Regions from separate parts of the Homo sapiens genome. Here all the other regions are linked to region 3. A link is a loop called in an ENCODE intact Hi-C map of the cell type or tissue named here. Cell type or tissue: endothelial cell of umbilical vein. All regions are shown on one strand.

What was found. Peaks named below come from ENCODE experiments on the same cell type or tissue, not always from the same donor. Only the 100,000 strongest peaks of a DNase experiment are listed, where the experiment ranks them.
Region 1: a loop joins it to region 3, with 8 times the contacts of the local background. A loop is called at or near these places in 6 of 110 quality-filtered maps.
Region 2: a loop joins it to region 3, with 4 times the contacts of the local background. A loop is called at or near these places in 10 of 110 quality-filtered maps.

Annotation. Positions count from the first base shown.
Region 1 is chr2:233,439,226-233,447,225 of GRCh38, forward strand. DGKD (diacylglycerol kinase delta) reads left to right here. Exons shown (of 30, transcript NM_152879.3): 10 at 2,662-2,770; 11 at 6,398-6,537; 12 at 7,487-7,571. Among named protein-coding and RNA genes, the nearest start is that of DGKD, 89 kb to the left of the region's middle. RefSeq lists enhancers at 4,354-4,463, 4,484-4,533. In endothelial cell of umbilical vein, a CTCF peak has its summit at 4,501 (motif pointing left); a DNase peak (open chromatin) is centred at 4,496.
Region 2 is chr2:233,025,808-233,033,807 of GRCh38, forward strand. NEU2 (neuraminidase 2) reads left to right here and starts at 6,865. Exons shown (of 2, transcript NM_005383.2): 1 at 6,865-7,065. The coding sequence starts at 6,865. In endothelial cell of umbilical vein, a CTCF peak has its summit at 3,238 (motif pointing left); a DNase peak (open chromatin) is centred at 3,234.
Region 3 is chr2:232,603,152-232,611,151 of GRCh38, forward strand. LOC105373929 (a long non-coding RNA gene) reads right to left here. Exons shown (of 5, transcript NR_187951.1): 2 at 7,581-7,648. It also overlaps a transcript of EFHD1 not described here. Among named protein-coding and RNA genes, the nearest start is that of EFHD1, 26 kb to the right of the region's middle. RefSeq lists enhancers at 2,675-2,724, 2,765-2,934. In endothelial cell of umbilical vein, a CTCF peak has its summit at 3,091 (motif pointing right); a DNase peak (open chromatin) is centred at 3,000; H3K4me3 peaks cover 359 bases; H3K27ac peaks cover 249 bases; H3K27me3 peaks cover 185 bases.

The DNA.
Region 1 (8,000 bases), 840 kb after region 3:
AGCCTGTGGTCTGGCCTGTATTTCTCTGGGAGGAGTCAGTGGGGTCTGTGTATTAGGAGCCAGGGGCTACTCTGATGTGAACCTCGGCCAGCTCCCTGCGTGTCCTTGGCGTACATGCCAGGGTAAGAGGAACATGCTGCTCGTCGTTGGTCCTGTGGGTGTCTTCTGTGTTGCTCATCCCCACTCACAGCCAGGCGCAGTCGGAGAGCAGTCACAGATGGCAGCATTCCAGCCTGCTTCCGCAAAGGCAGTACTCCCACATTTTCTGTAGAAAGACTTCTTATCTGAATGGTGGAGGATTGCATTCACTAGTAGGCTGATCAAGATATTTTAATTTTAATTTTACTGTTTTTTGAGACAAGAGTCTTGCTAGGTTACCCAGGCTGAGTACACTGGTGCAATCCTGGCTCACAGCAGCCTCAACCTCCTGGGCTCAAACCACCCTCCTGCCTTAGCCTCCTGAGTAGCTGGGACTACAGGTGTGTACCACTATGCCCAGCTAATTTTTTTTTTTTATGTTTTGTTGAGCCTCACAAAACTTTTAAAATGTTTTGTAGAGTGGTCTCACTGTGTTGTCCAGGTTGGTTTCAAACTCCTGGAGCCAAATGATCCTCTTGCCTCAGCCTCTCAAGAGTGTTGGATTACACTGCCTGGCAAAGAAATAATTTTAGTTAAAAAGTGGGGAAAGTGGAGATATAATACGTCTGTTATCACAATGCACCAAGCAGGCTGAGGTTGTTATTAAACATGGTACCAGGGGTGTTGGAGGAATGCTGTGAAATGGCTGTGGGCAGGGCAGGTTACACAGCTGAACTCGAGAATAACGAAATATTCATTTTGGTGTGCAAGCAAAACCCCATGTTTCGTAGTGGGAGTTAAGTATGAGATGGGATGATTTAGGAAGCCCCCACAGCGGCGTAAGGGGAGTTGAGTCGTCATTTACCATTTCTGGAAGCAGCTCATCTCACACAGCTCACAGCAGAATCTGGAGCTACTGCTTCATGTTCCAGTTCCTGGCCTTGACCTGTCACCTCTTCTCCCGAGAGCAGGGGGCCTTACAGGTGTCAGTGTTCTGTGTGGAGCCTGGGCTTGGTGCCGCATCACCTATGCCTGTCTGTCTTCTGAGCACTCATTCTGGGTCAGACACTGAGCTCGAGGCAGGGTGCGCAGGTGAGCCAGGCGGGGAGTGCAGATGCAGGGAATGGGTAGGAGCACACGCAGGGTCCCCCGGCACTTCAGTGGGGGTGACACAGCTTCTCTGGGAACCCGGTGGGGGCAGGGTCGCAAGTCAAACTGGGCGTCCTTCCACGTCTCCCCGAGCTGGCATCCGAGGAGCTCTAGTGTTCTGAAGGCTGCAGGGAGGCGGGAGGCTTCTGGGCTGAGGGCACCGCTTGTGCAGAGGCGAGGCAAGAGGGAATGCAGTGGGGCCAGGCCAGGCAGCAGCAGAAAGGTGGCACCTGCCGTCAGGGAGGGCTGCGGGTGCTGGCCAAGAGGTTCGACTCCTTCCTGCAAATGAGGGGCAGCCTCATAAAGCAAGGCCCGTGGCCAGGCTCGTGTTTTAGAAAGGTCTTCCTGGAACTCATGGGGAGCTTTCAGGAAGGGTGTCAAGGTGACTGAGGCTCCTGTGGGACTCTGCGAGAGCACGGTGGTGACCTGAGCGGGTGGCTGGGTTGGGTGTGGAGGAGAGGCTGCCAGGAGGGGCTGGGTCGGCTGCAGGCTGAGAGGAGGTGGGTCTGGCCTCTGGACTGGGTTGGTGGTCGAGCTACCATTCTCCGAGTAGGGATGTGTCCTGTTGGATGTGCCCTGGGATACCAGAGTGGTGTGTTCTGGAGGACAGGTGCAAGTGTTGGCTTTCAGGAGTGGCCTGGGGGCTGTTGATCCAGAGTCACCTGTGTGGTCCTTGAAACTGGATGTGGTCACACAGGAAGAGGATGAGGAGTGAGCAGAAGCGGCACTGGTCTCCTGAGTGGGGACGCTGCTGGGCAGGGGCAGGGGGAGCCCAGGAAGGAAGGAAACCGAGGAGTTAGGAGGGTAGGAGGCGTGGGTCACATCACCGGAGGACTGAGTGGGCCCAGGCATATGTGCTGCAGTGGGGACACGCAGCCCGCAGCAGGTCAGGCAGCCTGGGGCTCCAGGGTGACCAGAACAAGGGCCAGGGCGGAAGCCAGACTGTGGCCCAGGGCCGGGGAGTGCCAAGACTGAGGGTGCAGGGTGATGCAGGCAGCCCAGAGGGCATGCTGGGAAGGCTGGCAGGGGCCACATGTGGATGGGGCAGGGACAGTGACGCAGGGTGGGCTCACATGGTTAGGGGCCACGGCAGGCTGTGCCCGTGAGCCTGGCAGGGGATGCAGTTTTGGCCCACCACTTTGCCTGTGATGTCTGCAGAGCGTGCAGTGGCTCACCAAGCTGAGTGGTCTTGTCGCTGGGTGGGGCGTGGCTGGTGGGAGCAGTTGGCTGGACCCCAGTGCTGCTGTCGTCCCTTTGACAAAGTGGACCCTGAGTGGAGGCGGCTGGTGTCACGTGGCAGGGCCTGTGCGTGCTCTGCCTCTGGTGCAGGTCAGCCATGAGGAGCACAGGTGGCCCCTCAGCCCCGTACTGACAAGCCTGTCATTTGTCCTGTGGAATGGATGTCATTTCACGGCCTTTCTCTTTTCTCTGCAGCTTACGGTTATTCCAGAAGTTTGACACATTCCGGATTCTGGTTTGTGGCGGGGATGGAAGTGTTGGCTGGGTCCTCTCCGAAATCGACAGCCTCAACCTTCATAAACAGGTACCAGGACAGGAGGGAGCCCAGCCAGGAGCAGAGAGGGTGCGGAGGTTAGAGGGAAATCATGCAGTCTCAGCTCCTGTTCATCTCGGAGCACCTGTTCTCAGGCCAGAAACCATTGGTGGTTTTGGGGAGTGTGCAGTTTGGTGGCCAGGGCAGAGAGGGGAGAGCCTGGGCCACCCCCTGGCATTGTGGAGGCCCGGGGGCTCTGGCCATGATGTATGAGGGGGACCTGAAGGGAGCTACGAAAAGAATTGCCCACAAAGGACCCACATGGGGAGCAGGGCTGGGTGGGGCTGTTGCTTTACTGGGTAATTTTTGTCTTGAGGCCTCTTGCTTGTGAGAAGGGGACGGCAGTATACTTGAGTTTCTCAAGTCAGAGTCATGGTTCATTGGACTTAGTTTTTTGTATTAAAATAAAAATAGATTTTCCTGATTGTGTATAAAAATGTTCATATAGTCATTTAATTTCCACACCAAGCCACGGCCTCCCCAGGTGATCAGCCAGTGCCAACATTTTGCTGTCTCTGACCTCTCTTGATCACAGTACATACAATGCACAGTGCACTTGTAATTTAAACGGGCTATTCTGTTACTGCTTTTGTTGTTGTTGTTTTTGTTTTTGTTTTTTTGAGGTGGAGTCTTGCTCTGTTGCTGGGCTGGAGTGCAGTGGTGCGATCTCGGCTCACTACAACCTCTGCCTCCCCGGTTCAAGTGATTCTCCTGCCTCAGCCTCCTAAATAGCTGGGATTACAGGCGCACGCTACCACGCCCAGCTAATTTTTGTATTTTTAGTAGAGACAGGGTTTCTCCATGTTGGCCAGGATGGTCTCGATCTCTTGACCTCATGATCCGCCCACCTTGGCCTCCCAAAGTGCTGGGATTACAGGCATGAGCCACCGCGCCCGGCCTGTTACTGCTTTTAAAAAACCACTAATTAAGATGTTGCAGACACCTTGTGCCTGTGTCTGTAAGTAGGCATCTGTGTGTCGTTTTCCACTGGACACACCCGGGAGCCCAGGGCCAGCTCACCTCCATGTGTGAGCACGGAGATCACTTCCCAGTGGTCTCCTCTCTGAGCGCACCCAAGCTTAAGTATTGAAATGTGCTGACAAACTGCCTTTCCTCAGGGCTGTGCCAGCTTCCATGCCTGATGCCTTTAAAGCTGTCTTTCCCCGTGCACCATCCAAGCTGTTCATCTCTTTAGTTTTTGTCCAGCTAAGTAGACCAAAAAATGTCTGACCTTTACTTCTTTAATTCCTGGTGAAGTTGAACGCCTCCTCAGTTGGTTATGAAGTTTTAAATAAATCACCTGTTCATATTTTTTTTTGCCTCATTTTCTCTTTGAGTATTCACCTTTTTTTCCTTTAAAAATGGGTGTGTGAGGATTATTGTTACATTAACTTCTTATCTGTCACTGCAGATATTTTTTTCCCGGTTTGTCGTTTGTCAGTTCAACATCCTTTTTGGGGGGTGGTCTTTTCTTTCATGATTTTTGTCAACGTCTGTCATATTTGCAGCTGCCTACACCCCAAGATTAAGATTTGCATCTGTATTTTCTTATGTTTATTATGGCCCCATTTTTAAAAAATTCAGTCTTCTGTGTGACGTGGATGTATTTTTCAGTGATTCTGTGGTGCCTACCCAGCTCTGCTCACTTGGTAGTATTTCCAGGTGGGTGGATTTGACAGCTCGGGCCGTGAGGCCAGTGGCTCAGGAGGAGAAGTGGTGCCGCCTGCTGGTGGATTAGCATAGACTACTCTAATTTTTGATTTTGTGTATTACTTGCAAGTTCACTGTCACTAGTTAGGAAGACAGTGGAACCTTGTGGCTGATTTTCATACGTTCAGCCAAGGTCAGCACACATTTCTCTCCCCTGCGTCTCTTTGACACCTGATGTGGTGGCCATGCCTTCGCTGGGCCCCTGCCGCCTCGGGGTTTCTTGTCTTCCTGGCTGCTACTGCTCCATGGTGGCCTCTCCCTCCTTACCCTTCCCTTAACGCTGTGTCCTCAGAGCCTTGCTGGGGCCTCTCCTCCTTCGCTTTTGAACGCTCAGCGACTTGCAGGGCTTCTGCTGTCGTCTCTCTCCTGGGGGCGCCTCAATTGATAGCTGAGCCTTGGGCCTCTCTGGATGTCTCCTAGTGCCTCGAGTTTCCAACACTACACCACGTTCAGCCCCCACCCTGCGTTCCTTTCCTTCGAGTCTGAAAACATCATCCATCTAGATGTCTGAGCCAGGAAATCGGACAGTTGTTCTTGGTTCGTCCGTCTCTTCCTCCTGCCTGTTTCTCACTAATTGTGTCCTCAGTCCTGCCACCCACAGTACCCTGGCCTCTGTCCATCTGCAGCTCACCCAGGCGACCTTTCCCGGGGCATTTCTGCCTGTGCACCCCCCAAGCACGATGCTTCTGGGAAAAGTCCAGACCTTTAAGAGTCCCAGCTTTGCCTCCTGCTTGCTTCTCTGCCTGTCTGCCTCCTGTTTCCTCGCTGTCCTCCTCTTCACTGAGCTCTGCCTTGCCCCCTCCCAGTGGTGTCTCCCTGCCTGGAGCACCATCCATGCCTGCTGTGCGCTGCTCTCCTTTTCCTTTAAGGCTCCAGGAAGCCCTCGCGGAGTCCTCAGACCCTCTGGGCACCCTTCAGCACTGGGTTCTCTCCATCTAGTGTGTCGGCTCCGGTGTCCTGGCCTGCTCGCTCCTGCCTCCCCTACTGCCAAATGTCCCCTTGGTGAGGCAGGACCTTCCCTGGTGTTTGCTGTCCCCACAGGCGGCAGGGCCTCAAGCATGGTCACCTCCACCTGGTGGGCAGAGGGCTGTACGGTGCTGTAGGCTGGACCACGGCAGGTTTCCTGCCTCAAGGACAGTAACGCCTCCCCACACACTCCACCGCAGCCTTCATGGCCCTGGTCACTCTGTTGTCAGAGTCAAAGGCTGGTGAGCTCTGGGCAGTGGGCATTTTAAGAGGCCTCCTAAGCAATGGAATGGTGTAGTGGGATCTCATTGGAGCTCTGAAATGGGAATCCAGGTGGAGGGTGAGGCCTGAGTAATGCATGAGGTCTCTTCCTGGAACAGCAGGCAGGCGGGCAGAGGCTGAGCTCTGGCAAGGCTCCAGGGTAGCCTCCAGACTGAGGATGGTCCTGGCACCTTTTTTGGATAGGATTTAGAGGAGAGAAGTGATACTAGTGATGTTTTTGGAAGAAGAATTTGGCATTAGTGAGTGAGATGCTGTAGTGGATGGAGGGACGGGTGGCGAGGCATCAGAGTGATTCCTTGGGGCTGTGGTCACGGTGGTGAAAATGGGAAGCAGAGGGATTTGGGAGACAGATCAGAGAGGGTGTGAGGGGCTGACCATCAAGATGTGATGACAGCTGAGAGATGGACCTGTGGCTCATCCATTTCTCCCAGAAGCAGCATCTTATCTCAAGGGCAGTCATGTTTCTGTCTCATTGCCAAGGAAAATGCCATCTGTCCCCTCCAGTGGGCTCTGCCTGTAATGTGTAAGCTGCGTGGTTTTAGGTCACGTCCCCACATTGCTAACGTAACCCTCACGGTGGGGGACAAGGAGGGCTGCGGGCTGGGAAGTGGCCCCTGCCCCCAGGTGTTTGCCTGCGCATCGTCCCCCATGTTTCCTTAGTGTCAGCTGGGAGTGCTGCCGCTCGGCACAGGGAACGACTTGGCCCGAGTACTGGGCTGGGGCTCAGCCTGCGATGACGACACCCAGCTCCCCCAGATCTTGGAGAAGTTGGAGAGAGCCAGCACCAAGATGCTGGACAGGTGAGTGGGGATGTGCTCCGGTGCCGTATGAGGAGACTTTGAGAGACAGGTCCCTTTGACCAGGTGTTCTTAACCTGGGGTCTGTGGAAAACATGGGCCCTCTGAAATTATTTGTAAAGATTTGACCTGAGTATATATTCGGATAGTCTTTGATATTTGGTCAGATTATGACAAGGATAAAAACAAAACAGGTTAAGAACCAGCCATGCCCTAGGATGATCCAGTCTTCCCAGAAGGCCAAGCCTGAGTGTGTCAGGGCCGTGGAGAAGGCAGCTGTGCCATCTTTGGCTGCTTCAGCCCGAGATCTAATACCCATCGGAAGAATGCTCCTTGTCGTTTACTTGAACAGTTTCATTTTCTCATATTCTGTTCCCAGAAGAAGTTTTGGGAAATTATCCTCTAGTGCCTAAAGCCACTGTGACACCTTCCCTGAGTAAGGTACTGTTGTCCCGAGTGACACACTTGGCACTCACTGACCACATGCCTGTGGCACATGGGGTGCTGATGAGATGCCTCCTAGCCTTCCTAGTTGCTCCCAGAAGCCTGGAGTTCTGAGCACAGTTGTGGTTTTGCAATGCCCCCACCATTTCAGGCCTCCTCTGTGTGCCTTGGGGCCTGTGAAATGCTCATCTCACTGGGCCAGCTGGCTGAGCCATTTGCAGCTCTCTTGAGGAGGGTAAATCCATTTCTCCCAGAAGCAGCATCTTATCTCAAGGTAGCCATTTATGGGAGACCTTCCTCTCTTTATGGAGCTGTACTGCCGTTAGTTGTGGAGTGCAGACATTTGTTCTCAGCCAAGTTATGGGACAGAGTCAAGACCAAGGGCCTAAAAATGAAGTCAGAAACGGTGTAAAGATCAAGGCTGCCAGCCGTGAAAGCGGACGGCGCAGGGTTCACCCTTGTGGGCCTGCACGTCTTGCCGCCTGTGCAGCTGACCTTGTGTGTGCAGGTGGAGCGTCATGGCATACGAGGCCAAGCTCCCCCGGCAGGCCTCCTCCTCTACCGTCACCGAAGACTTCAGCGAGGATTCCGAGGTATTGCTGGCCTGTTCTTCACACCCTGCTCGCATGCTGATGTGATCAGAACTGTCCTGTCAGCGGTTTGCATCACCTCCCTTGCAGAGACGCCTCCCCTTTGGTGTTGGGGTGTCACAGTCAGGCCTGCGGAGGCGCAGGGTGAACCCATGGCTGAGAGGATTCTCACTCCCCTTGGCAGGGGCCTTTTGGGCTTTGTGACCCTCTAGGGGCTTCCTGGGGTTGTCATAGGCCCTGCCGGGTGGTGGGGTGGTCCTCCTAATGGCCTTTCCACCCTGTCCGTGCATCTCCTCAGCTGCGCAGTGAGCCCCAAACGGTGCGCGCCCGTTCCCTCCCCCGCCGCGGTGCCCACGTGCCTGGAATGCTCTAGCCGGCTCTGCCGCGGCTCTCCCCTAGCCCCCCGGCTCCTGCCCCGTCCCACCTCTCTGT
Region 2 (8,000 bases), 420 kb after region 3:
TTTGGCAACAATCGTAACCCTTCCATCCCCCGAAGAATGCAAATTCCACGAGAGCAAGGATCTTGGTCTGGTTTACTGATGATGTAACCCAAGTTCCTAGATCCATGCCAGGAACATGGTAGGAACACAGTAAATACTTGCTGCAAGAAATAATAACTTTGTCCCCACCCTCAAAGAGATTAGAATCTAGGCCGGGTATGGTGGCTCACGCCTGTAATCCCAACACTTTGGGATGCTGAGGTGGCAGGCCACCTGAGGTCAGGAGTTCGAGATCTGCCCCACCAACATGGTGAAACTTTGTCTCTACTAAAAATACAAAATTAGCCAGGCATGGTGGCAGGAGCCTGTAATCTCAGCTACTTGGGAGGCTGAGGCAGGAGGATGGCTTGGACCCTGGAGGCAGATGTTGCAGTGAGCCAAGATGGTGCCACTGCACTCCAGCCTGGGCAACAAGAGCAAAACTCCATCTCAAAAAAAAAAGAGAGATTAGAATCTAAAGGAGGAATCTGGAACACAGTCACAGACACTATGGAAATCAGTTCCAAATACTTTAACCTCATGTGTTCCCAAAGCCTCCCCCGGTTTGCTTTCCTGATCATGTTGATTCCTCTGCTCTCTAAGAACCAGGCCCCTCCCAGTCACCACTGTCTCTGCTTCATCCAGGTTTTTGTTTGATCTCACCTGGAAAACTGCAACATACTCACCTTCTGTGCTATTCCCCCCGAAACCAAAAGGGGCACTTACTAAAAATAAATCAGCTTGGGTCGCTCCCTTGTCTAAAAATGTTTGAAATCTTCCCATTGCCTCCAGGCTAAAATCCAACTCCTATGGCCAAGAAGCACATGCAAAGATGCTTAGCCTCCTTAGTCATCAGGGAAATGCAAATCAAAAGCCACAGTGAGATGCCACTTCACACCCACTAGGAAGGCTGGAATCAAAATAACTAAAAGGACATAATACCAAGTGTTGATGAGGATGTGGAGCAATTGGAACCTTCGCACATTTCCTGTGAAAATGTGGAGTGGTATAGCTGCTGTGGAAGATAATTTGGCAGATCCTCAAAAAGGTAAATACAAAATGACTGTATGACCCAGCAATTCCACTCCTAGGCAGATACCCCAGAAAACTGGAGGCATATATCTGCACAAAAACTTGTACACTAGTGTTCATAACAGCATTAGGCAAAATAGCCCAAAACACCAGAAACAGCCCAAATGCCCATCCGTTGATGAATTCATAAATAAAATGTGACTTATTAGCCAGGCCTGGTGGTGTGCATATGTAATCCCAGCTACTCAGGAGGCTGAGGCAGGAGAACCACTTGAACCTGGGAGGTGGAGGTTGCAGTGAGCCAAGATCGCACCATTTCACTCCAGCCTGGGAGACAGAGCAAGACTCTGTCTCAAAAAAAAAAAAAAAAAAAGTGACTTAGTCTATTTGTGTTGCTGTAACAAAATACCACAGACTGAGTAATTTATAAATAATAGAAGTTTATTTCTCTGGAGGCTGGAAAGTCCAAGATCAAGACACCAGCAGGTTCAATATCTGGTGAAGGCTCGGTCTCTGCTTCCAAGATGGTGCTGTTATATATAAAGTTTTGGTGCCACAAAAGGAATAGCACTCAAATATAAAATTTTCTTTTTAATTCTCAGCAAGACAAGTTACTTCTATAGAAGGGTGTGCTCTTACAGATGGAGCAATGGTGAGCACTCACTTGGACAAGGGAGGGGAAGGGGTTCTTATCCCTGACTCACGTGGCCCCTACTGCTGTGTCGTTCCCCTATTGGGTAGGGTTGGACCGCACAGGCTAAACTAATTCCTATTGGCCAATTTAAAGGGAATGATGGGATAAGTGATTTGGCGGGAATCAGGGCAGAGCAGGTAGCAGGTAATCGGAATAATCGGAATGAGTCAGGGTGGAAAGGTAATCGAAAAAGGTTGCTTTATGAGGAAGTTAAGTTTAAAAGTAGAAGGCAAAGAATTGAACATACTGACATATTAATTCTTTGAAAAGAAATTTAGAACTCATATCTAACAGTGCCTTGTTGCTGCATCCCCTGGAGGGGATGAACACTGTGTCCTCACATGGTGGAGGGGGACAAACCACTTCCCCAAATTCTTTCATAAAGGTTCTAGTCTCTTCCATCCTCACGGCCTGGTCCTACCTCTTAATACTATTGCTTTGGGAATTAAGTTTTGACATGAATTTTGAAGAGGATACAAGCATTCAAACCATAGCTGTGGTGTAGCCATACAATCAAATATTACTGAGCCATGAAAAGGAATGAGGTACTGACCCATGCTACAACCTGCACGAATCTTGGAAACATGGTGCTTGGTGGAAGATGCCAGTCCACGGGCCGCATAGCATATGACTGCATTTACATGAAATGGCCAGAATAGGCAAATCCAGAGAGACAGGACATAGATGAGTGGTTGCCAGGCGCTGAGGGGACTGGGTAATGGAGTGTAAATCAGAAGTAAAATGCTAAGCCCCCTCAGCCAACTGAGTGGACCCTTCCTCAGCTAAGGGCATTCCCAAGTTAACCTGAAAAACTAGTTCAGACCATGATGGGGAGTGGGGGTCAGAGGTCAGACGTGTCTCCCACCTTCCTCCTTTTGGAATTCAGATACAGCTGACCAGCATTAACATTAAAACAAATCTTTTTTTTTTTTTTTGAGGCGGAGTCTCGCTCTATCACCCAGGCTGGAGTGCTCACTGCAACCTCCGCCTCCCAGGTTCAAGCAATTCTCCTGCCTCAGCCTCCCAAGTAGCTGGGATTACAGGCATGTGCCACCATGCCTGAGTAATTTTTGTATTTTTAGTAGAGACAGGGATTCTTTCATGTTGTCCAGTCTGGTCTTGAACTCCTGACCTCAGATGATCCACCTGCCTCGGCCTCCCAAAGTGTTGGGATTACAGGCGTGAGCCACCGCACCTGACTAAAACAGATCTTAAGGCTGATGAAACAGACTTTTTGTAGCAATAAGACACCAAATTCCAAACTAACTCTAGTATAGCATCAGGACAGATAGCAGGTCCTGAATGAAATTAAAGTATTTTACCCCCAAATGTATTTCTTTGACTTATTTTGAAATGGCCCTGCAAAGCTGTCTCTTGTGAGGAAACATCTGCATTCTGTAGAGAATCCCCTTCCCTTTCCAGGCCTTTTCCTGATCCAGGAGAGAATTAACTAAGACTCTGGCATCTTTTTAGGTCTGCGAAGAGCTCTGAAGCCTGCCACCTGGCGGCCTCTGCGTGATGAGACCTTGGTCTCCACAACAGCTCATCTTTTTTTTTTGAGACGGAGTCTCCCTCGGTCGCCCAGGCTGGAGTGCAGTGGCGCAATCTCGGCTCACTGCAAGCTCCGCCTCCCGGGTTCATGCCATTCTCCTGCCTCAGCCTCCCGAGTAGCTGGGACTACAGGCGCCCACCACCACACCCACCTAATTTTTGTATTTTTAGTAGAGACGGGGTTTCACCGTTTTAGCCAGGATGGTCTCGATCTCCTGACCTCGTGATCCGCCTATCTCAGCCTCCCATAGTGCTGGGATTACAGGCATGAGCCACTGCGCCCAGCTAACCGCTCATCTTAACCCGACATTCCTTTCTACTGATTCCAGGTCTTTAGATAAACTCTTTTGACCAACTGCCAATCAGAAAATTTTTGGAATCTACCTATGATCTGGAAACTGCCTTCCCTACTCCCACCTCAAGTTGTCCCGCCTTTCCAGACGGAACCAATGTACATCCTACATGTATTGATTTATGTCTTAAGTCTCCCTAAAATGTATAAAACCAAGCTGTACTCTGACCACGTTGGGCACATAGGATCTCCTGGGGCTGTGTCACGAGCCATTTGTTACTCATACTTGGCTATAAATCTCTTTTATAGCCAAATATATAAATAGTATAGTATAGTATAGTATAAATCTCTTCAAATATTTTACAGAGTTTGACTGTTTTCATTGACAGGGGAGTGATTGCTCACAGGTATGGGATTTCTTTTGGGGTGGTGAAAATATTCTGGAATTGGATAGTGGTGATGGCTGTATAACTTTATGAAAATACTAAAAAAACCACTGAATCATACACTTCTCAAACTCCTGAGCTTAGGTGATCCACCCGCCTCGGCCTCCCAAAGTGCTGGGATTCCAGGCGTGAGCCGCTGCACCCAGCCTGAATCATACACTTCTAAAAGGTACATTTTATAATATGTGAATTATATCTCTATTTTATTTTATTTTTTGTTTCGAGACAGGGTCTCACTCTGTTGCCCAGGCTGGAGTGCAGTTGTGCTATCTCAGCTGACTGCAACCTTCACCTCTCAGGCTCAAGCAATCCTTCCACCTCAGCCTCCCGAGTAGCTGGAACTACAGACATGTGTCACCATGACTGGCTAATGTTTGTATTTTTTGTAGAGATGGGGTTTTGCCATGTTGCCCAGGCTGGTCTGGAACTTCTGGACTCTAGCAATCCACCTGCCTCTGCCTCTCCCACTGCTGGGATTACAGGCGTGAGCCACTGTGCCTGGTCACATATCTCAATTGTAAGCATTGAGAGTGGTTCTCTTCTTGAGGGTGGGCCAGCCAGTGGCTTTGCTCCCTAGTTCTAGCCTGAAGCCTCTGTTCTCTCCCTTGCCCCATCTTCTCTCTAAGGCATGAGCCACCAGTTCTGGTCACACTCACCTCATGGAGCCCATCAGCCCGGTTTCCTAGGCCTTAGGCTGGACCCCTACTCAACCCCAAAGGCCTGGTGTGTGTCTTGCCTTGTGATTCCTCCCGAAGACGTCTCTGTCTTGTTTTCCCTCTAGAATGTCTTTATAGATGTCCTCAGCTGGCCGGGCGTGGTGGCTCATGCCTGTAATCCCAGCACTTTGGGAGGCTGAGGCGGGAGGATCACCTGAGGTCAGGAGTTCGAGACCTGCCTGACTAACATGGAAAAACCCCGTCTCTACTAAAAATACAAAAGTAGCTGGGCATGGTGGTGCATGCCTGTAATCGGGAGCTTGAGGCAGGAGAAGCACTTGAACCTGGGAGGCGGAGGTTGCAGTGAGCCGAGATCTCGCCATTGCACTCCAGCCTGGGCAACAAGAGCGAAACTCCATCTAAAAAAAAAGAAAAAAAAAAAAAGATTTCCTCAGCTAAACTTCTTCTCTCCTTTCCTCCCACATTGTGTAGAGAAGGCCAGCCATTGTAATCCATACAGAAATTTTGGCCCTGAGGACATTTTAAATACAAACATTTTAAACTGAATTATACCAACTCTGCTGAATTTCCATCAAGGACACTTTCCAGAGCCCACTCTATGGAGCTTAAATAAATCCTTGATCAATTTTCCAGAGAACACTGTGAAACTGCACAGTTCTCCATTTTCATTTTTACTTGTTATCATATTTGATTCTTTCCTGCTGACATTTTCTAACAGCGTTTCAGCATAGGCCTCCCGATACCTATCAAGGCCTGTGTCCTTGGATTATAATTTGGTGATTCTATCACCAAGCCATGAATCTCCCACCGAAGTTCAGGGAATAGCACATTTTTTCCTTGTGCAGCTTTTGCCCTTCTCAGTTTTATTTTCTCACATCGTCCTAATATTAACGTTCACTGTGGTTGAATGAAAGACTGATAGATTACATTTATTTCTCAAAGAAGCTAAGTTTTAAATAGATAACGCATGCATGTGGTAGAAAAATGAGAGCAGTACAAAAGGGTGCACAAAGGCAAACCTTGCCCCTCTTGCTGGCCTCTTGCCCACTTGCCCTCTGCAAAGGCTGTGTCTCAGACGGGGTGCCCAGGACGCCGGCTCTGACACGGAGACCCACGGCAGGCAAGAGCCTCTGGGGGAAAGGGAGGAGCAGCAGAGAAAGAGGCGGCTGTAATGCAGTCTCAGGGAAGGCCCAGCCGCCCGGAGGGAGCTCCGGAGCCGCACTGTTCCTGGTCAGGAGTTCAGGAAGAGGGTCTTCAGGCTCTGAGTGGACCAATCATCAAGCAGCCCTTCTTGGGTATGACCTGGGGCAGATTCTTCATCTGGGAACAACTGGCCCATCCTCCCCAGGCCAGGGCCCTGCAGCCAACACTCCCCAGAGCTGCGGGATGCATCCTCCTAAAGGGACCTAGGCAGCTTAGCCCGAAAATCACTGTCACCCACTGTCCCCAAGTTACCTCTGTCCCCTCCCTACCCTTTTTAGCTGAAGACTTATTTTTAATTGTTATTTTCTTAGACCTCTGGAGCACCCCACGCCCCCAGCCTGGGTTAGCTGTCAGGAGCCCCTGTCTCTTCCTTTCCCACTGCAGCGCCGCCCCCTCGCTGCCTCAGGGGGAGCCCACGCAGCAGCGGGGGCAGACGGGCCTCAGCCTCAGGCAGCCTGGGGAGCAGAGCCTTAGAAGCCATGCTTTTTCTTTTTCCTTTTCTTTGAAACAACTTTCTAGGGCTCTGGAGTTATAAAAAGCTCCCATGTGTCACTTTCTGGCATTTGGGCAGCTGCCGAATGCCACCCGGCCTGCACTGCTGTCCTCCCGAGGTTTGCCCCTGGATTGATGGGCTGGGTTTGGCAAAAGCAGCTGGAGGTTATCGAAAATCTGTTGTAAGGAGCATTGTTAACTTAGAATAAAAATCGAATCCAAAACACGCTTTTGCAATACCCCCTCCCGATATCCACCGAGGCAAAGGCAGAATTAAGAAGCAGGGTCTTGAGATGTAGGAAAGGAGAATGAACCCCACGCGGGAAGAGGACAGGCCGCCCTGACTTTGGTCCACTCAGCCAGGGGGTGAGCACCACCTGTCTTGGTGAATGACTCTGAGCCCATCTCAGGTGTGGCTGCAGGTGACACATCTTCTCTTCCTGTCCACCCCCCAGCCCCATGGCGTCCCTTCCTGTCCTGCAGAAGGAGAGCGTGTTCCAGTCGGGAGCCCATGCCTACAGAATCCCTGCCCTGCTCTACCTGCCTGGGCAGCAGTCCCTGCTGGCCTTCGCGGAACAGCGGGCAAGCAAGAAGGATGAGCACGCAGAGCTGATTGTCCTGCGCAGAGGAGACTACGACGCACCCACCCACCAGGTTCAGGTGAGGCAGGAGGTGTCTGCACTGGCTCCCCAGGGCTCTGCCACACCCTTTGCTGCTGTGATCAGGGGCCAGTCCTGGATCTCAAGAAATACAGGGACAACTTTATCCCTCAATGGCTGTACTCCGGAGGAGAGATAGAGCAGAGAAAGTGCCCCTAATGGTTCCCTGGACCTCTGGGTTCACTGTGAATTAGTCCAGCTGGCCTCCATCTGTTTTCATGAAAGATTGAATGAGTTGCCCAGCATCCGTGATGACCTCACGGAGGAATAGTTCAGTGTTGCATAATGGAGGGTTGTGTCCTTTGAGTAAAATTAACTTGGGGACTTGGGGTGGGGTGATGGCTTGTGTCCTAAAGTCCCATTTTATAGATTAAATAATTAATCCTGATGACAGCACCCAAGGCTGGCTGATCATATTTGAAGAGTTTAATATTATTATCATTCCTTTGTGGTCATTACTACACAGCTGTTCAAAGCATGGGATTTGAAGCAGATGGACCTGGGTTCAAGTCCTGGTTCCGCCACTGACCACAGATGTGGCCTAGGCAACTCCTCCTCCCTGTCGCGGTCTCTTGCTCACTGTAATAATGGAGCTACTAACACCTGTTCCCTGGGGATTGAGGCATTAGATGAGACCATGGATGTTAGACTTTTGGTGCTGTGTCTGTGCTTAGAATTGCCCAATGGGGGTAGCTGTTAATAAATGGGGACAGACAGCACATGTGACATAGACTTGGGGATTCTGGAAGCTCAATGTGACTCCTCCTTGGCTACATGAGTAGGATATGGAGTGTAGAAGGTGAGAGGTGACCGTCACATTCTGTCTTGTACTGGTCAGGTTATTGCACCTTCCGCCAGGGCTTTGCTATTCAAGGATGGTGAGCTGGACTGGGGTGGGAAGTGGAGGAACCAGGATGAAGTTGGGAATGGCTCATG
Region 3 (8,000 bases):
CTTCCTACTGCACTCTCAACAATACAAAATCTTCTATGACCTCGGGTTATCAAGAAATGTGTGTGAATTTCTCCCCACCAAAAACCAATCAATTGGCTGGGTGTGGCAGCTCACCCTTGTAATCCCAGCATTTTGGGAGGCTGAGGTGGGAGGATTGCTTGAACCCAGAAGCTTGAGACCAGCCTGGGCAACAAAGTGAGACCCCATCTCTATTAAAAAAAAAAAAAAGAAGAAAGAAGAAGAAGAAGAAGAAGAAGAGGAGGAGGAGGAGGAGGTGGAAGGAGGAAGGAGGAAGGAAGAAGAAGAGGAGGAGGAAAGAGGAGGAAGGAGGAGGAGGAAGAAAGAAGAGGAAGAAGAAGAAATGAAGAAGAAAGAAGGAAGAGGAGGAGGAGAAGGAGGAAGAGAAGAAGAAAAACTACTAAGTTTTCTTCCCCCTCGCTCTCCTCGGATGACAATGCTTTGGCTTTTGTGAGACTTTTGTTTTATTTCGTTTTGTGGAGAGGCTGGTGGCTCTGAGTTTTTTGGCTTTAAATCATGATAATTGTTGCCTCTCCCTTTCCCAGTCATTACACTACTTTATTTTTGTGTGTCATTGCGTTGGCCACAATATCCAGAAAAAAATGTCAAATGATTGCAGTGCCACTGGGATTTATTCCTTGTAGACTGAACTTCAGTGCTTCTAGGATTTCCTACAGCTACCTAGAGAGGATTCTTCTTCATATTCACTCAAGGAATCATTCTACTGCTAATTTACCCAAAGTTTCTATCAGGGGTGGATGTTGACCTTCATCAGATGCTTCTTCATAGGTACCAAATGATCTTTTCCTTTAAAAAGACAGTTTCCTGTCCCCTTCTATCTTTTATTCGTCTTACCCTTCACTGATTTCTCCTTTCTCAGCTAAAAACAGCTGCTCGCGGCCACCTCCTTCCTTCTTGATTTTCTTCCCTCTCCAGCCTCTGAAATGAACGCTCTGGGGCAGCAGACACCACTCTTTTGCCACCGCTCTCTCCTGGAGCCTCCAGCCCACCCTGCCGGGTTCTGCATCGTCCGTGGCCTGGAGAACACCCGTCTCACTCTCATTTCAGGGTGGGTCTCCTGATCTCCTGCCTGGGCCGTGGGTCAGATCCTCCCCTCTCTGCTCCTCCATCTCATGCCAACAAGACCTCAGGTGGTCGTCTTCTGTGGTACCCAGGCTCTTGTCTCTCTCCCTACCCTACCTGCCCAGTAGACACGAGACTTCACTGTCACCCCACATTCAACATTCAGGGTCTGAAACACGGCTCATCCTCTTCCCTTCTCTTCCAGCTTCCCACTTCCCACAGCTCAGCAAGATGGGGAAACACACATGCCTGGGGCCAGGAGCCTGAGGCCTCTTTTTCTCCCTAAGTCCTGGCACTGACACCACGCTTCCCACAGTGCCCTTCCCCTTCAGGCCCAGCAGGCTCTTCCGAGTACATAAGCTCATTCAAGCCTTCCCAGCCCTGATAGCCAGATCATTGTGGTCCCATTTTACAGATAAGGAAGCACCTTACCAGCCTAGGCGTCTAGTAGGCGCAGAGGCCAGGAAGGAGGTGCCCCAGCCGACCCCGCCTCCAGGGCTGGCCGGTTCCAGCGTCTTCTCACCACCTTTGCTTTCTTCCCCAGAGGTGATGGAGTCAGACACCCAGATGCTATGCCAGAGCCCCCTGTCTTAGTGGGATGTTAAAGAATTAGGGGCCAGGCCGCGTGCAGTGGCTCACATCTGTAATCCCAGCATTTTGGGAGGCTGAGGTGGGTGGATCACCTGAGGTCAGGAGTGCGAGACCAGCCTGACCTATATGGTGAAACCCTGTCTCTGCTAAAAATACAAAAAAATTAGCCAGGCGTGGCAGCACGCACCTGTAATCCCAGCTACTCGGGAAGCTGAGGCAGGAGAATCTCTTGAACCTGGGAGGCAGAGGTTGCAACTGAGCCGAGATCATGCCACTGCACTCTAGCCTGGGCGACAGAGGGAGACTCCGTCAAAAAAAAAAAAAGAGGCCGGGTGTGGTGGCTCACGCCAGTAATCCCAGCACTTTGGGAGGCCGAGGCGGGTGGATCACGAGGTCAGGAGTTTGAGACCAACCTGACCAACATGGTGAAACCCCGTCTCTACTAAAAATACAAAAATTAGCCGGGCGTGGTGGCATGGGTCTGTAATCCCAGCTACTCAGGAGGCTGAGGCAGGAGAATTGCTTGAATCCAGGAGGCGGAGGTTGCAGTGAGCCAAGATTGCGCTACGGCACTCCAGCCTGGGCAACAGAGCGAGACTCTGTCTAAAAAAAAAAAAAAGAGAGAGAGAGAGAGGGAGGGCGGGAGGGAGGGAGGGAAGGATTAGAAACCAAGTGATCAGACAGTTTGCTCTGTGGCCCCCCAGCTTCCTCTCGCCGTAAGGACGTGGCTCCTCAGTACCAGAAAAACATTGCTGAATGAATAATGCTGTGGGTATGATATTCGGTTCGGGGCCGGGTGCGGTGGCTCACGCCTGTAATCCCAACACTTTAGGAGGCCAAGGTGGGAGGATCACTTGAGGTCAGGAATTCGAGACTAGCTTGGCCAACATGGTGAAACCCCATTTCTGCTAAAAATACAAAAATGAGCTGGGTGTGGTGATGCGCGCCTGTAATCCCAGTTACTCTGGAGGCTGAGGCAGGATAATCGCTTGAACCCGGGAGGCGTAGGTTGCAGTGAACCGAGATTGCGCCACTGCACTCCAGCCTGGCCGACAGAGCGAGACTCCATATCAAAAAAAAAAAAAAAAAAAATCGGTTCTGAGCAAATTTCGAGTCACTGACAAGGCGGCGGTATCCAGCAGAGGGCGCGCCAGGCGCCAGCACCAGGCCCGAGGACGCCTGGCTCATCCCCAGGCCGGCTTCCGAGAGCCCCGCTAAGTGCAGGCGGATACCCCGGCCTTGGCGGCTGCTTGCCTTTCTCCGTACTGTCCCTGTGAAGGCCAAGATCTGTAACGCTGACAGTCCCCAGACATACGATGGGAGAGTTGCAGTAAGTGCTCTTTAAATCCCCTTTCACCCTTGAGAGTCTACGATTTTCGACGTTTTCCAGGCGATTTTTACTCTGGTCCAGAATAGGTGCGCGGTAATTCCTGGCTTTCGCCACCGGAGGGCACTCCCGGCCCTCGCTTCCCTGCCCCGCGCACGGTCTGCGATCGGCTGGGCTTTTAAGCCTTCTCCGCGCCGGCTGGTCTCCCAGAGAATCTAAACTCGAAACTCTTGAGAGACACCCCAGCCTGCAGCAATCCCAGGGTGTGCTGAAGTCCCCATCGTCCTCCCCTGGAATGTCAGTGAATGAGGAAGGTTTCTTTTTTTACTCACCGCCATCCTCCGCTCCCAGTCGTGGGTAGACCCGGCGCTGGGGCTGGGGGACCCTGAGCAGGTTCCTCACCTGCACCGACCCTCATCTTTAAAGTTGGGGTGCGACCGGGCGCGGTGGCTCAGCCTGTAATCCCAGCACTTTGGGAGGCTGAGGCGGGCGGATCACAAGGTCAGGAGATCGAGACCATCCTGTGGATGGTGAAACCCCGTCTCTACTAAAAAAAAAAAAAAAAAAAAATTAGCCGGGCGTGGTGGCGGGCGCCTGTGGTCCCAGCTACTGGGGAGGCTGAGGTAGGAGAATGCCGTGAACCCGGGAGGCGGAACTTGCAGTGAGCTGAGATTGCGCCACTGCACTCCAGCCTGGGCGACAGAGCGAGACTCCGTCTCAAAAAAATAAAATAAAATAAAAATTAAAAAAAAATAAAGTTGGGGTGCACGGAATGGGCCTCAGTGGCACACCCCAATCTGGAGACACATCATAACTTTTTTTTTTTCTTATTATGTTTTTTCTTTTGAGACGGTCTGGCTCTGTCGCCCAGGCTGCAGTGGCGCGATCACGGCTCACTACAACGTCCACCTCCCGGGCTAAAGCGATTCTCCCACCTCAGCCTCCCGAAGTGCTGGGACTACAGGTCCAGGCCACCACGTCTGGCCCATTTTATTTCTAAATGGCTCATGCCTGTAATTCCAGCACTTTGGGAAGCCAGGGCAGTCGGATCACTTGAGCCCAGGATTTTGACACCAGCCTGGGCAACATAGTGAGATCCTATCTGTACAAAAGATTTAAAAATTAGCCGGTCGGGCTGGGCGCGGTGGCTCAGGCCTGTAATCTCAGCACTTTGGGGGGCCGAGGCGGGTGGGGATCACCTGAGGTCAGGAGTTCAAGACCAGCCTGGCCAACATGGTGAAGCCCCGTCTCTCCTAAAAATTAAAAAAAAAAAAAAAGCCTGGCGTGGTAGCAGGCAACTGTTACCCCAGATACTCGGGAGGCTGAGGCAGGAGAATCACTTGAACCTGGGAGGCGGAGGCTGCACTTAGCCGAGATCGCACCACTGTACTCCACCCTGGGTAACAGAGCGAGAATGTCTCAAAAAAAAAAAAAAATTAGCTGGGTGTAGTGCCATGCGCTTATAGTCCCAACTAATCAGGAGACTGAGGTGAGAGAATAGCTTAAGCCCAGCATCAAGGCTGCAGTGAGCTGTGATTGGGCCACTGCACTCCAGCCTGGGCAACAGAGCAAGACCCTATCTCAAAAAAAAAGGAAAGAAAATACAGGCTAAAATTTTTTTTTTTTTTAATTTAAGGTTAGGGCCAGGCGTGGTGGCTCACGCCTATGATCCCAGCACTTTGAGAGGCCAAGTCGGGAGGACAGCTTGAGTCCAGGAGTTCTAGACCAGCCTGGGCAACACAGCAAGACCCTGTCTCTATTTTTTTTAATTAATTAATTAAAAGTCAAATAAAATGAATTGAAGGTAACCACTAACAAGATAATATGGAACTACAGTCCTCAGTATCTGAGGAGGCACTGGTTCTAGGACTCCCATACCAAATCCATGGAATCAAGTCCCTTATATAAATTGCTGTAGGCCGGGCGTGGTGGCTCATGCCTGTAATCCCAGCACTTTGGGAGGCCAAGGCAGGTGGTTCACTTGAAGTCAGGAGTTCAAGACTAGCCTGGCCAACATGGTGAAACCCCGTCTCTACTAAAAATACAAAAATTAGCCTGGCGTGGTGGTGCACATCTGTAATCCCAGCTACTTAGGAGGCTGAGGTGGGAGAATCACTTGAATCCGGGAGGCGGAGGTTGCAGTGAGTCAAGATTGGGTCACTGCACTCCAGCCTGAGCGAGACTTCATCTCAAAATAAATAAATAAATGAATTGGTGTAGTATTTGCATATAACCTACATATACTTAAATCATCTTTAGATTACTTATAATACCTAATACAATGTAAATGCTATGTAGATAGTTGTCCTGCTGTATTGTTTTTTATTTGTATGATTTTTATTGTTATATTTTTTCCTGAATATTTTTGATCTATGGTTGGTTGAATCCCATGGGAATGGGGAGCCAATTGTACTTGGGAAAAAGAGAAGAAAACACTTGATCAGCATTGCAAAGAGAGGGAAAGAAAAACCAGAAAACAGCCGGGCCCAGTGGCTCACGCCTGTAATGCCAGCACTTTGAGAGGCGGAGGCGGGCGGAAAATGAGGTCAGGAGTTCAAGACCAGCCTGGCCAATATGGTGAAACCCCGTCTATACTAAAAAGTACAAAAATTAGCTGGGTGTGGTGGCTCATGCCGGTGGTCCCAGCTACTCAGGAGGCTGAGGCAAGAGAATCGCTTGAACCCAGGAGGCTGAGGTTACAGTAAGCCGGGATCGCGCCACTGCACTCCAGCCTGGCAACAGAGCAAGACTCCATCTCAAAAAATAAAATAAAATACAATGAAAAAGCATTTTGAAACATATCACTATCACAATACATTTGAATGGATGAATCTCTTCTATTACAAGACCAAAAAAATGTTTAAAACATGAGATGCATAAGTTCTTTTTTTTTTTTTTTTTTTTTTTTAGATGGAGTCTTGCTCTGTCACCCAGGCTGGAGTGAAGTGGTGCAATCTCGGCTCACTGCACCCTCTGCCTCCTGGGTTCAGGTGATTCTCCTGTCTCAGCCTCCCGAGTTATTGGGATTACAGGCGCCCACCACCATGCCCGGCTAATTTTTTATATTTTTAGTAGAGACAGGGTTTCGCCATGTTGGCCAGGCTGGTCTTGAACTCCTGACCTCAGGTGATCTGCCTGCTTCAGCCTCCCAAGGTGCTGGGATTACAGGCATGAGCCACTGCACCCAGCCAAGATGCATGAGTTCTTAAAGTGAAAATGAAGTGTTTGCAAACATAGTCTGATCAGGGAAGGCAAGGTCAAGTGAAATATAAATTTTCACTTCAATTATTTGTTAGTTCCTTCCTTTATCATTTTGTTGCAGTGCCTAAGTGTGCCAGGCATGGTGTTGGGTACCAGGGATTCAGAGATGAATTGACTAAAGCCCCCCTAAGTGGCCCCCCAGTAGGAAGGATATCTGTCTTGACCAGAGTTAAACCCAGAGACAGCCAAGGAGGAAGTCTCGGCCTCCTCACCTGAGCCACACTCAGCCTCTTCCACTCCCAAAGGCCTCCTGCTCCTTCACCTTCAGCCCAGCCCAGGCATCTCCCTTGATGCAAGACTCACCCAAGATGAGACGGAAACAGTCCCGACACACAATCAATCCTCACCTTTCTGGCCTTACCTTTTGGCACACAACACAAAAACTCCAGGTGTGCCCTGAGGCCTCTGCAGGGACCCGGCCAGGGGAGTGGTGGCTGAAGCTCCTCCGGGTCTCCTTTCTCAGAGGAGAGAGTAACGTGGGAGAAGCACCGTTTGCCTTTGATACTTACCAAGGTCACTGTGGTTGCTCCCTGTGGAATGACAGGGGCAGCGTCCCCAAAACACTGGCTCCTTCTCCAACCCTCACACATGCATTAAACCCCAAAGGTGAAAGGAGAGGGCTCAGGGCACAGCGCCTGTCCCGCCACATACCAGGAGGGGCTGGGTAGTCCTTGTGGGTTCTCCAAAGCCCGAGTTGGGGAAATGGGGACCCTTCAGACAGGGTTGCCTGTGTCTGTCCCTGTTTGTTTATATCACAGCAGGTTTGTTCTGCAAGGCTGAGGCCCCAGGCCCACCTGCCATCAGCTCCTTGTGGAGGTTGGGTGTGGGAGTGCCCCTCTGGGGACGGAAAGCCCTCCCATCCCTGAGGCTGGGCCTATCTGGGGAGTAGGGGCAGGTGAGCTCCTCCAGCCACTGAGGAGAGAGGGCCTGGTCAGGACCCTGCCCCTGTCATTCCACAGGGAGCAACACACAGGTCTCTAATAAAAACACAAAATTCGCCAGGTGTGGTGGCACATGCCTGTAATCTCAGCTACTCAGGAGGCTGAGGCAGGAGAATCACTTGAACCCAGGAGGCGGAGCTTGCAATGAGATAGCACCACTGCACTCCAGCCTGGGCGACAGAGTGAGACTCCGTCCCCCCGCCCCGAAAAAATATACTGGGCTGGCAGGGCATGGTGGCTCACGCCTGTAATCCCAACACTTTGGGAACCTGAGGCAGGTGGATTGCTTGTGCTCAGGAGTGCGAGACCACCCTGGGCAACATGGCAAAACTACGTTTCTGTAAAAATTAAAAAATTACCTGGGTGTGGTGGCATGCGCCTGTAGTCGCGGCTACTCAGGAGGCTGAGGTGGGAGGATCATCTGAGCCTGGGGATGTCAAGGCTGCTGTGAGGCATGATCGCACCACACACTCCAGCCTGGGTGACAGAGCAAGACCTGACTAAAAGAAAATACTGACATTAAGCTGGGCACAGTGGCTCACGCCTGTAATCTCAGCACTTTGGGAGGCACAGGCGGAAAGATCGCTTGAGGCCATGAGTTCGAGATCAGCCTGGGAAACATAATGAGACCTCATCTCTACAAATTTTATTTTTACTTAGCCAGGCGTGGTGGTGTGCACCCATCGTCCTAGATACTCAGGAGGCTGAGATGAGGGGATCCCTTGAGCCCAGAAGGTTGAGGCTGCAGTGAGCTATGATTGTATTACTGCATTCTGGCC